Linked DNA regions of Homo sapiens: region 1 is linked to region 2. The links are chromatin contacts, found by Hi-C in ENCODE. All regions are on one chromosome and are shown on one strand. Each heading gives the region's core, a stretch centred on a gene start or an enhancer-like site at or near the end of the contact. The rest is flanking DNA. Distances are from core to core; before and after follow the strand shown. Region 1 has its middle 79 kb from the start of ARID1B. Region 2 overlaps UST (uronyl 2-sulfotransferase).

The links. A loop is a pair of places that touch in the nucleus more often than their neighbours do. Pooled maps may share reads with other maps.
Region 1: a loop to region 2 is called in a map with no recorded cell type, with 16 times the contacts of the local background. The contact joins two enhancer-like sites. A Hi-C loop is called at or near these places in 5 of 37 single-sample maps with no recorded cell type and 2 of 50 pooled maps.

The regions. Positions count from the first base shown.
Region 1 is chr6:156,695,308-156,700,742 of GRCh38, forward strand. No RefSeq gene overlaps it. Among named protein-coding and RNA genes, the nearest start is that of ARID1B, 79 kb to the right of the region's middle. RefSeq lists enhancers at 1,755-1,804, 3,545-3,784. Within about 2 kb of position 3,109, at least 6 of the 41 ENCODE cell types and tissues checked have a DNase peak (open chromatin) inside an H3K27ac peak, as active enhancers do.
Region 2 is chr6:148,758,218-148,763,736 of GRCh38, forward strand. The region is part of intron 1 of UST (uronyl 2-sulfotransferase); the gene reads left to right. LOC107986659 (a long non-coding RNA gene) reads right to left here. Exons shown (of 2, transcript XR_001744408.2): 1 at 2,615-5,519; 2 at 1-1,762. Among named protein-coding and RNA genes, the nearest start is that of UST, 14 kb to the left of the region's middle. RefSeq lists enhancers at 2,501-3,251, 3,505-3,644. Within about 2 kb of position 1,699, at least 10 of the 41 ENCODE cell types and tissues checked have a DNase peak (open chromatin) inside an H3K27ac peak, as active enhancers do.

The sequences.
Region 1 (5,435 bases), core at 1,859-4,358, 7.9 Mb after region 2:
TTTTTTAAAGGATATGGTCTTTGCATTTGGAGAGATCTAGTCTCAAATCCAACATCTCCTAGGTATGACCTTGAACAGGTTGCCTAAACTCCATGAGCCTCAGTTTCCTCCTGTCTAATGGGAATAAAAACACCTAACTTAGAGGATTTTTATAAGAATGAAAACATAAACAGATCTGTAGCGGATTCTGTGGAGAGCCACCCTTCAGGACTCAGGTGCCACTGCCCTAGCTGCTGGGGGTGTTGACTGCTGGCGGCCTACAGCTGTGTCGCTCTCCAGGCATCCGCTCCCACAGGGAGCTGCCTAGCCCAAGTCTATAACCCCTCTTGGGAGACAGCAACTGGTTGATGCTGGTTTATAAGGTCCAGCCCTCTTGCCTCAACTGGAGGAAACTCTGAAGGGTCCTCCCAACCCCACAGCTTTGGCGGGATCAGTTGGGGGTCTGTGTTGAGATACCCCACGTTCTCCCTCTTCCCAGCCCTGCTTCTCTCTTGTTCTTCTGCTGGTGGGAGAACAGGGCTTCTGCCTGTGCATTGCCAGCTCAGAGTCTGTTTCCAGGTAACCCTCTCCTGCTTCAAAATGTTCCAAGAGCTGCCCGTTGGCCTCAGAATGAAACCTGCAATGATTGTCATTTCCTGCAAGACCTGACACAGCAGAGTCACTTACTGTCTGTCCTGTTTCTTCTCCTGCCCCTCCTCCTGCCTCACCCCATTCCAGCCGCCCTGGTCTCAGGAATCCCCACAGCGCCTCTATACTTGCTGTTCTCTCTGCCTGGACCCTCGGCCTCTGGGGTTCACTTCATTCTTCCAGCCCACCCCGTCAGAGAGGCCTGTCTAAAATATCCCCTAGCTGGGCCCCAATGCCCCTCTATCCCTGTACCCTACTTCTTTTTCTTTTTCTTTTCTTTTGTCTTTTTCTTTTTCTTTTTTTTTTTTTTTTTTCTTTTGAGACGGAGTCTCGCTCTGTCACCAGGCTGGAGTGCAGTGGTGCGATCTCGGCTCACTTGAACCACCTCCCAGGTTCAAGCTATTCTCGTGCCTCAACCTCCCGAGTAGCTGGGATTACAGGCACACGCCACCACGCTTGGCTAATTTTTTTTTTATTTTTTATTTTTATTTTTTTTTTTAGTGGAGACCAGGTTTCACCACGTTGGCCAGGATGGTCTCAATTTCCCGACCTCGTGATCCGCCCACCTCGGTCTCCCAAAGTGCGGGGATTACAGGCATGAGCCACTGCCCCTGGCTCTTTATAGCATTGATCATTCCCTGAAATGATCGTGCATACTCATTTGCTTATAAGTACTAGAATGTTTCCCAAAGGCAGGGACTTGCTCTGCCTTCTGCCCTATGGTTCTCCCAGCAACTAGAATCCCTGGCACATACTAGGCACTCCAGAAACATTTGTGGAAAGAATTAATGAATTAGAGCTAATGCACACTGAGCATATAACTCAGTGTATACCATATGTCAGGGCCTCACAGATAGTACATTATTATTTTATTATATTTCTTGTCTGTCCAATTCAGACAGAGAATGTCAGACAAGGTCCTTTTTTTGTATCCCTTTCTATAGCACCAGGCACAGAAGCCCTCCATAAATACTTCTTAACTAGACTTAATATGTTCTAAAGCCAATGGTGAGATAGAACTGAGATTATTTTTTTCGTGGCTGGCTATCAGTTCTATTTCATTTGAATGGCCAAGATTCTCTCACAGCACATCAGGTCTCTATTAAAATTAATTATGATCAGACTCTATCCATCCATCACTTAGGGAGAAAAGATGACAGAGGTGTCCCTCCAAAGTCATCCTGGCCACTCCTGGAGGTGGAAGATTGCTCTGGGGCCCAATGTGACGTGTCTTCACTCTAATCATCAAATATTTTTAAATATTACTCAATAATCTCTAAGAAACTACAAAAAGGGAGGTCATCAATGTGAGTTCTGCCCCCAAAATCACTTAAAGTCCAAACTTGGCAGAGAAGAGAGGCCCCATCACTCTGCACCTGTTCCCTAGCCAGTTCTCACGGCCCAGGGCAATTTCCCCTTTCACTTCCCCTCAAGGGGAATGTACCGCCAAGCACTCCTACCTGGTTTGACATCCCATGTTCATGGCTGGATAATGACAGAGCCCTTCATGAATTCTATGGCATGCAGTATCTTCTGCTCTGCCATGTTCAGGGAGGAGAGAATACACATGCACAGCTGAAATCCCCTAGACAGTTACCATGTATCTATCTCCGTTCAGTGAAACAAGCCTGCAGAATGCTGTGAGCATTCTTTGTTCTTCTTCCTTTTTTGCAGATGTAAGAAAACCTAAGAAAGGGAAGCCATGTCCCTACCAGTAGGAACGCTTTCAAAGGAAGGGAAGGATGTGACAGCTGGGTGCCAGGCATGGTCCTAGAGAAACTGACATCCATTTTGTACTTTAATCCACATCAGGACACTTCAAGGTAGCTGATATTGTCTTCAATTTGCAGATGAGGAAAGAGATTAAAGAAATTAAGTGATATACGTTGGGTCATGTGGATGATAAATCATACACCAGGATTTGAAGTAAGCTTCCTCTGATTCCAGAATGTCTTCTAAGAATCTGCTACACTGCAACGTGCCTTTGGGCTGGTTAGTTACTCCCTTGAGTCCAAGCTTGGTTATCTTCCTTAATAGCTCCCTCTCTGCCCTGGATCCTATTTTTAAAAAACAACAGCTATAAAAAGTTACCCTACCAGATTAAAAAAGTCACCAATCTACAACAATTAAAACAGAACGGTGAGCAGTAAAACAGCAGTTCAAATATAAACTCAGGTGTGTGATAAAAGGAGCATTTCAGATCAATGGAGGACAAGAAGATTGTTCTATAAATGGTATTGGAAAACCTGGTTAGTGAAACAATTAGTAGATGCCCAATAAGTGTTTGTAATTTGTTTTACTGTAAAATTAAATGAGATAACACATGTTCTCCAGCTTCCGCAGTGACTGCTAAGAAAAGAGAGTCAGTGTAACTTTTTGAGGTCTGGACTTCCTAAGTCTCTCATCTAGATAGCACCCAGACCTTCATTCCTTAAAAAAATCTCCTACAATACTTTCAAATTTACAAAGTGCTTTCACTACCCCATTAGTGCAGGGCAGGTGTTCTTATTCTCACTTTCTATATATGGACACTGAGACTCAAGAGAGGTTACAATCGCAGCTGGCGTGGCCGTGTGAAACTTAAAGACGGCTTCCTGGTTCCTCGTGCCATGGTCTTAACACTAAACTCTCTATATATAGTCTCTCCCCACCCCCACCCTCATGTTCACACCACAAAATTTAACAATGGAAAACAAATAACATCAATACTTTACCAAGAGCACAGTAACTAGGTTAATTTCTATGTAATCCCAATCAGTCTTTGCCCATAGCACACATTTTACAACATTATCGTCATAGTTTAATTACAATTTAGTGGCCCATTTTCCCACTTAACAATGCTGTTTACAGTTTTGTAGCAAATGACTGATGTGCATCTTTCCTGTCTCTTGCACACTTCTCTTCTTTAAAGTCATCCATGTAAATCTCCATCTCTAATCCAATTGCTCTTAAATGAATTTCGTTCACTTGAGTGACTGCATTCAGTTGTGTTCCCCTTTACAGGCAGTCATTTATCGCTCTTCCCCCAGCAAGAAGTCCTGTTTCTTTTCCCAATCCATAGGTGACTTTAAATGTTGTTTGGTTTCCTGGGCTTTCAGGATTTCTCTCCTGCAGGTGAACCGCCAGGAGCTCTTCTTCTGCAGGTTCCTGCCTAGGTGTGAGCAGCATAAGGAACTGTCTCTTGCCTTCTTGGAGTTTATGACTATGGCACTCCTGTTAAGGAATCACTCCTCACTCCTTTTTTAACCTGTGGCTTTCCAATTTCACTTCCCCAGGCCAGTCATCACTAAAACCATGACTCACCCCCATGGTTTCCTCTCTGGCAAGGGAGAAATTTCAAACCTGAACATTTTCATCACCGTTATGTATACAGTATGATTCACGGAGACTCTATTAGCGTATTAAGTAAGTCATTATTTTCAATCGTCTACACTGTATGTTAAAAAACAGAGGCATTTTACTGCATACTTAATGTTCTATTCCCCCCATTTAGTAGATGGAAATGGCCTCATAGAAACATATCTGACTCAACCAGTCTCTGTTTGGAAACAATATAGAAAGAGACACAGAAAAGATACATTTTTTGGTCAGTGCCTGTCTTAAATGCTCCATAAGGTCAAGTTCAGTCAACTTGAAATAAGGAGTTATGGGGTCTTAACAAAGTAGCGCTCAAATAGTCTGTCAATAAATATCTATTGAATGTCAGCACCCAACTCTGTAGAAATGGCTGAAGGGAAATGCTGCTAAAAGCCACCTTGTCTGACAAACACATACACTGGCAAAATCTGCCAAAAGAGGGTGACATAAAATGAAGGTTGTAATGTTTTTAAAAGGTTGCTTTTGATCAGGCTATAACTGTAAAGTGCTTTCACTTAATTAAAATAGAGATGATAAAGCTACAGAAGAACAATAATAGTAATTGGGAAAGATACTGTTGTGATTGGTTTTGCTTTCAAGCATCTCCTTGTAAGAGTTTTATGCAAGGGGAGGGGCAAGAATCATTTTTCCTAAGAACTTATTTAATCTATTGATAAGTCTCATAATTTTCTTTTCCATCATTAAGGAGCTTTTCCTGGAGAAAAAGAAGTCCAAATTTCATTTTGGGAGGAAAGAAAGAAAATTTTTAAAAATTATGATTTAGCACGTCTTAGGCTGGGTGTAACTTTTCATGACTCAGCTAACAGGTTAGGAATGGCCAAGCATGGTTGAATATTCTGCTTTTGTGAGGCGTGGGCATTGCCAATAGTTGAAAGTTATGGTAGCTGTAATTCAGAAGCGGGAATAGAAGTGTCAACCTGAGAAAAATGTAGCACTAAAGTAACAAGCCAAATTGCTGGCATTGTCAGTAGCTGTGATTTCACTGTATTGATTGTCCCCTGTGAAATGTGAGGCTCTTTATTTGAATCATTTGTATGGGTGTCATATTGGGTTAATTGCAAAGCAATTGGATTTAATAATAATATAATGGTGTATCCATGTACATCGATTGCTAGAATTGTGAGATGTGAATTGCACTTGATCATGAGGTCGGGCTTCCCGATGCTACAGGATGAGCAAGTCCCAGGCTAATCGTGTAAATTTAAGCTGCCTAGGGTGAGCTTTAACTTATATGCCAGTTTGGATTGTTATTGCAAATGCTTTATAGGCCTGGAACATGACTGGTTATAAATGGGATGGCCTTGAACTTGAATTGTTTTAAAAAGCATAGCTTCATGTTGAGTTAACAGCATGCCGTGAAGATCAGTACCAACATAAACACAGTGAATGAAGGCTTTCTGTTGGCCATGCTTTTTTGTAGAATTTCATAT
Region 2 (5,519 bases), core at 449-2,948:
CTAGTATTTGGCAAGGGCTCTTCAACACCTGACAAGTTCCGGTAATTCATCCATCCCACTAATTACATATATGTACCCCTTCCTGCTTCTTCTCTTCTGCTTCCTGGAGATAGTCTTTAAATGACACATTTTTTGCACAGCCTGATTTCCTCTGTTTTGAATTTATCCACACTACTTTTTTTGTTCCTGCATTCACAAAATAAAAATAGCTGTGTGGAGGGAGTATGCTGGCGCTTACTCTCTGGGATAGCCAGCTGTTCTAGGATTGCACTAGTGATCCATAAGATACATCCTTTCAGAAATAATCACAATGCCAGGCATACACTGTGCCTGCTCCCAGAACTTCCCCCATTCATGACGAAACTACCACGTCCAGTAGTACGCCCACTTTCTTTTCTCAGTTCCCACTTCCCTCTCATTGACAGTCAGAGCAAGAGCAGTGAACCGCAGAAGCAGATCTTGTGTCTTCACTTGCTTGTTTCCCAAGCTCAGCCTCTCTGTGTTGCCTTGCTCTGTTAGCCTCCAGTAGGTGTTGCGGCAAGTGAGAGCCATACCATCTGGCATGGCCAATCACCCAGTTCCTTGAGCAGTTGAAGGCAAATGCTGATTTTACATTATTTCGTAGAAAGTTGTATTTTGTTTGGGGACCTTAAAAACCCTGACCTTGTCATCCAGCACAGAGCTTCCTGCTTTAACACAAAGGCTGTTTGACATGAATGCCTTCCCATTGGATAAACAGAACCGTCAGGCAGAGCCATGCGGCTGGATGGAGGGGGCACTAGGCCTGGGTGTGCAGGGTGACCCGACAATAAGTCAGTTGTCGGTGTTAAGTCATGTGAGCCTCCAAGGCTTCAGTGTCTTCATCTCTACAATGAAGGAGTTTCATTAGATCCATGATTCTCAGCTGTTTCCGTTCCTTAGGACCCTCATCCATAGCAGTGTTTCCATAGGGTCTTGACTGTCCCTATGGGAATACATCTCAGTGGCCAGGAGAGGGAGAAAGGGCATGGCATTGGAAGTCCTTTTAAAAAAGTCCCTGAGCTCACGCCTGTAATCCCAGCACTTTGGGAGGCCGAGGTGGGTGGATCACGAGGTCAGGAGATCGAGACCATCCTGGCTAACATGGTGAAACCCCGTCTCTACTAAAAAATACAAAAAAATTAGCCGGGCGTGGTCGCGGGCGCCTGTAGTCCCAGCTACTAGGGAGGCTGAGGCAGGAGAATGTCATGAACCCAGGAGGCGGAGCTTGCAGTGAGCCGAGATCGCACCACTGCACTCCAGCCCGGGCGACAGAGCGAGACTCCATCCCAAAATAAATAAATAAATAAAAATAAAAAAATAAAAGAATGCGGCGTACGCGGTGGTTCACGCCTGTAATCCCAGCTCCCTGGGAGGCCGAGGCGGACGGATCACAAGGTGAGGAGATCGAGACCGTCCTGGCTAACACGGTGAAACCCCGTCTGTACTAAAAATACAAAAAATTAGCCGGGCATGGTGGTGGGCGCTTGTAGCCCCAGCTACTCGGGAGGCTGAGGCAGGAGAATGGTGTGAACCCGGGAGGTGGAGCTTGCAGTGAGACAAGATCGCACCACTGTACTCCAGCCTGGGCGACAGAGCGAGACTCTGTCTCAAAAAAAAAAAAAAAAAAAAAAAAGTCCCTGAGGTAATTTTTCTGTGCACTCCCAGGGGAGAGTGTTTCTTTTCTCTTGAGAATCACTGAAGTAGATCGTTCTAAGATCTCTGCTGTTCTTCAAATCATGTGCTGAAAGAGACAAGAGGTCATATAATTGTAGCAACTGAAACAAATATAAGGCTATTTTCTTTGGACCCAAACACTTATTTTAAAAATTGCAGAAGTCAAGTGACCAAGGCAAGTAGAATACACAAAAACATTTTAGGCCATCGTTGTCATTTTCTGAGTCTTAATCATAGTTAAATTTTTTCTAAAATTAAAATCAGCAGTGCGTTTCCTCCACCTCCGCCAGAACTTGCTCTAGAAATTAGGGGAAGCAGAATGTCCCCAGGAAGTCCTAAGAGAGAAGAAGCAGAGTAAGACATGGGTTTCCAGAGTTTAGAGTCTCACTATGTGATAGGTGAAAGCTGTGTTGTTGATGAGGATTTGCACAGCCTCCTCCCGGTTGCCTGCTACTGACCATCCCATTTCACTGTGGGCAGCTCCAGTGGGTAAGAGGGTTCTTCACAGTGTGGTGAGCTACTCCTTTCTAGCCTCCATCCATTTTTTGCTGTTCTTCTGGAAGCTATATAGGCTTGTCTATTGGACTTTATAGTCTTCAAATAATTGAAGATACTAAAATGACTATTATGTCTACCCTGCTCTGCTACACACATAAATCTTGTCCAGACAAATAGGTCTGTTTACCAGTACTTTCTCATCAGAAGTCATTTGAAGACACAGAAAGTAAAAACCACAAAGAAAAAAAAAACTATATTAAAGTGAAAGCTCAACAGTAACACCCCATAACCATAGCAAAACAAAACAAAACAAAACAAAACAAAACAAAAAAAAACCACAAACATCTCCCCAGGAAATAGAACTAATATGCAGGTCTTTAAAAGTTCAGTTTATCAATGAGAAAAAGATAAACCAACTCACGAGATAAATGGGCAGAGTACAGGAGCAGTCACAGAAGAGGAGACACGGCTGGCCAGTAAGCACAAAGAGAAATGAAATGGTTTTGATTCCCTTACACATCTTAGCCCCCTTCCTCTGTCTACATGGCCCGTAAAAGCCACAGAACTGAACAGTTTTCCAGTTCCCTCAGTGAGCCTGCTTTGTGCAGTGGTATGTTACTGTCAGAAGGGATCCTCTTCGAAGCTGTGGTATTTGAGAATGACTGCTCCTCCCACCGCTTTTCTGAGGGTGTTAGCAGGAGTGCAACAGAGCCTTACTTCAAGGCCCCCAGCGGGCTGGCTGGAACCCTGCTTCAGCTCCTCCAAGCACGTGCGGCCAAGTTCTGGGAGCCACGTCGATGTGGGTTGATGGGTCCCCTGAGACGCCCTCTCTGCTCAGAACACAGCCAGTAAGCCATGGGCAGATCACAACAAACAGCACCCTGCCTTCTGCTCCGCCTCCCTCCATCTACCACACTGCCAAGTTCCTAAGAAGCTTAGGGGAGAAGGAACTGCTGTGGTGCTTAGAATGCAGTGTCTTGCCTGAAAGTATTTTCTCAGTCTTTGAGAAAACAGTGGAACTGACTCATCTGGTCAGAGCTTTACAGAAATGTGATTGCAGATCTCTTGCAATTTCATTCTGCTTTAGTGTCAGAATTCATCCGACAACGTGCCAAAAAAAAAAAAAGTGTGTAAAATCACATACAGATTTAGATACTTCAAGAGGAAGTTATTTTTACCACAGTGGGGAAGAAACCAGAAAGTGCCGATTGGTGGAGAATGCCCGGCAGGGCTGAGGAAGGAGGGTGGGCACCTGAGCAACCTGGGCCTGGCCACACTCACCCCTGCAGCCTTGCCAGCCTGGCCCGGGGATTGTGGTGTGGTCACCTCTTAGCAGGTGGAGGGAGGAGTTCCTGTGTGGAAGATCTGCTTGAAGGAGGAAATGTTGATATAACCCCCGAGTGTGGAGCCAACTTCAGCAGTGCGGGGTTAACATGGGTTACTCTTGAAAATGTGTTGCGTGCTCTCCCAACAGTCCATAGAAGCAGCTCTCTAACAGCTGCATGGGACACAAAAGTAAAAATGGAGAAACGATTCCAGAAAACCACATAAATATAAAAACCAAATGGCGCAGTGTCTTTATTTTGTTTTGGCAGATAACAGGATTGAGGCCACCTTGTTTTCTTTGCTCATGCATTTCCCAACTCAAAAGGCTGTTCTTGTTTGCTTGTAGAGCAGAGATCCAAGGCCTGAGAGACCCTGAAATGTTTGTAGTTATATTCTTCATTCGTGCTGCGAGATAAAGAGTTTTCCCAGAAACTAAAGGGAGGGAACAGGAAATATTTGTTAAGATCCATAACCTCTGGCTTTTGTCTCCTCTTTTCACCTGGGCAAAGGATATCAGTGATAATATTTTGGGTCTCATAAGATGATGAATTGTTCAAATGTATTTGGAGAATACTTTATTCAAGCATCTTTGTCTTTCTTTCCTATTCCTTGTGGCTGAAGAGAGGCATGTGCTTTTTATGCAAGGGTCTTGAAATGTATGCAGTTACCATGGTGGCACTCTGTCTCTGACCCAAACTCTGTCATAGAGTGTATGTTTAGCCATGTTTTCAGGGGTGCTTCCTAGCGTGGTCAGGAGAAACTGCTAGAGCTGAATTTGGTTGCTGGGCAGGCTTCTATCTTTTTTTTTTTTTTTTAATAGATGCAGGGAGTATAAGTGCATGCTTTTTACATGGGTATATTGCATAATGGTGAGGTTTGGGTTCCTAGTGTACCCATTACCCAAATAGTGAACACTGTACACAAAAGGTAATTTTTCAATCATCAAGCCTTTTCTCCCTCCCTGCTTTTGAGAGTCCCCATTGTCTGTTATTTCCCTCTGTATGTCCATGTGTACCCATTGTTTAGCTCTCACTTCTAAGTGAGAATGTGTGGTATTTGAGTTTTTGTTTCTGAGTTACTTCACTTAGGACAATGGTCTTCAGCTCCATTCCTGTTGCTGCAAAAGACATCTGTATATAGACCACATTTTCTTTATCCAGTCATCTGTTGATGGACAGTTAGTTTCATTCCCTGACTTTGCTGTTGTGAATAGTGCTATGATAAACATACAAGGGCAGGTGTTTATTTGATAGAATGATTCTTTTCCTTCCCGTAGATACCCAGTAGTGGGATTGCTGGGTCGAATGGTAGTTCGATTTTTAGTTCTTTGAGAAATCTCCATACTGTTTTCCACAGAGGTTGTACTAATTTACATTCCCACTAACAGTGTGTACATGTTCCCATTTCTCCCCATCCTTGCCAACATCTGTTGTTTTTTGACTTTTTAATACTAGTCATTCTGACTGGTGTGAGATGGTATCTCATTGTGGTTTTAATTTGCATTTCTCTGATAATTAGTGATACTGAGCATTTTCTCCTTTGTATTTTTGTGGGCTGCTTGTATATCTTCTTTTGAAAAATGTCTGTTCATGTCCTTTGCCCACTTTTTAATAGGGTTATTTGCTTTTTTCTTGTTGAGTTATTTGAGTTCCTTGTATAGATTCTGGATATTAGTCCTTTGTGGGATGCATTTTTGCAAATATTTTCTCCCTTTCTGCAAGTTGTTTGTTTACTCTGTTGATTCTTTCTTTGCTGTACAGAAGCTCTTTAGTTTAATTAAGTCCCTTTTGTTTATTTTTGTTTTTGTTGCATTGCTTAGCCATATATTCTTTGCCCAGGCCAATGTTCAGAAGAGTTTTTCCTAGGTTTTCTTCTAGGATTCTTATAGTTTCAGGTTTTACCTTTAAGTCTTTAATTCATCTTGAGTTAACTTTTTATATGGTAAGAAAAGGGGTCCAGTTTCATTCTTCTGCATATGGCTGTCCAATTTTTCCAGCACC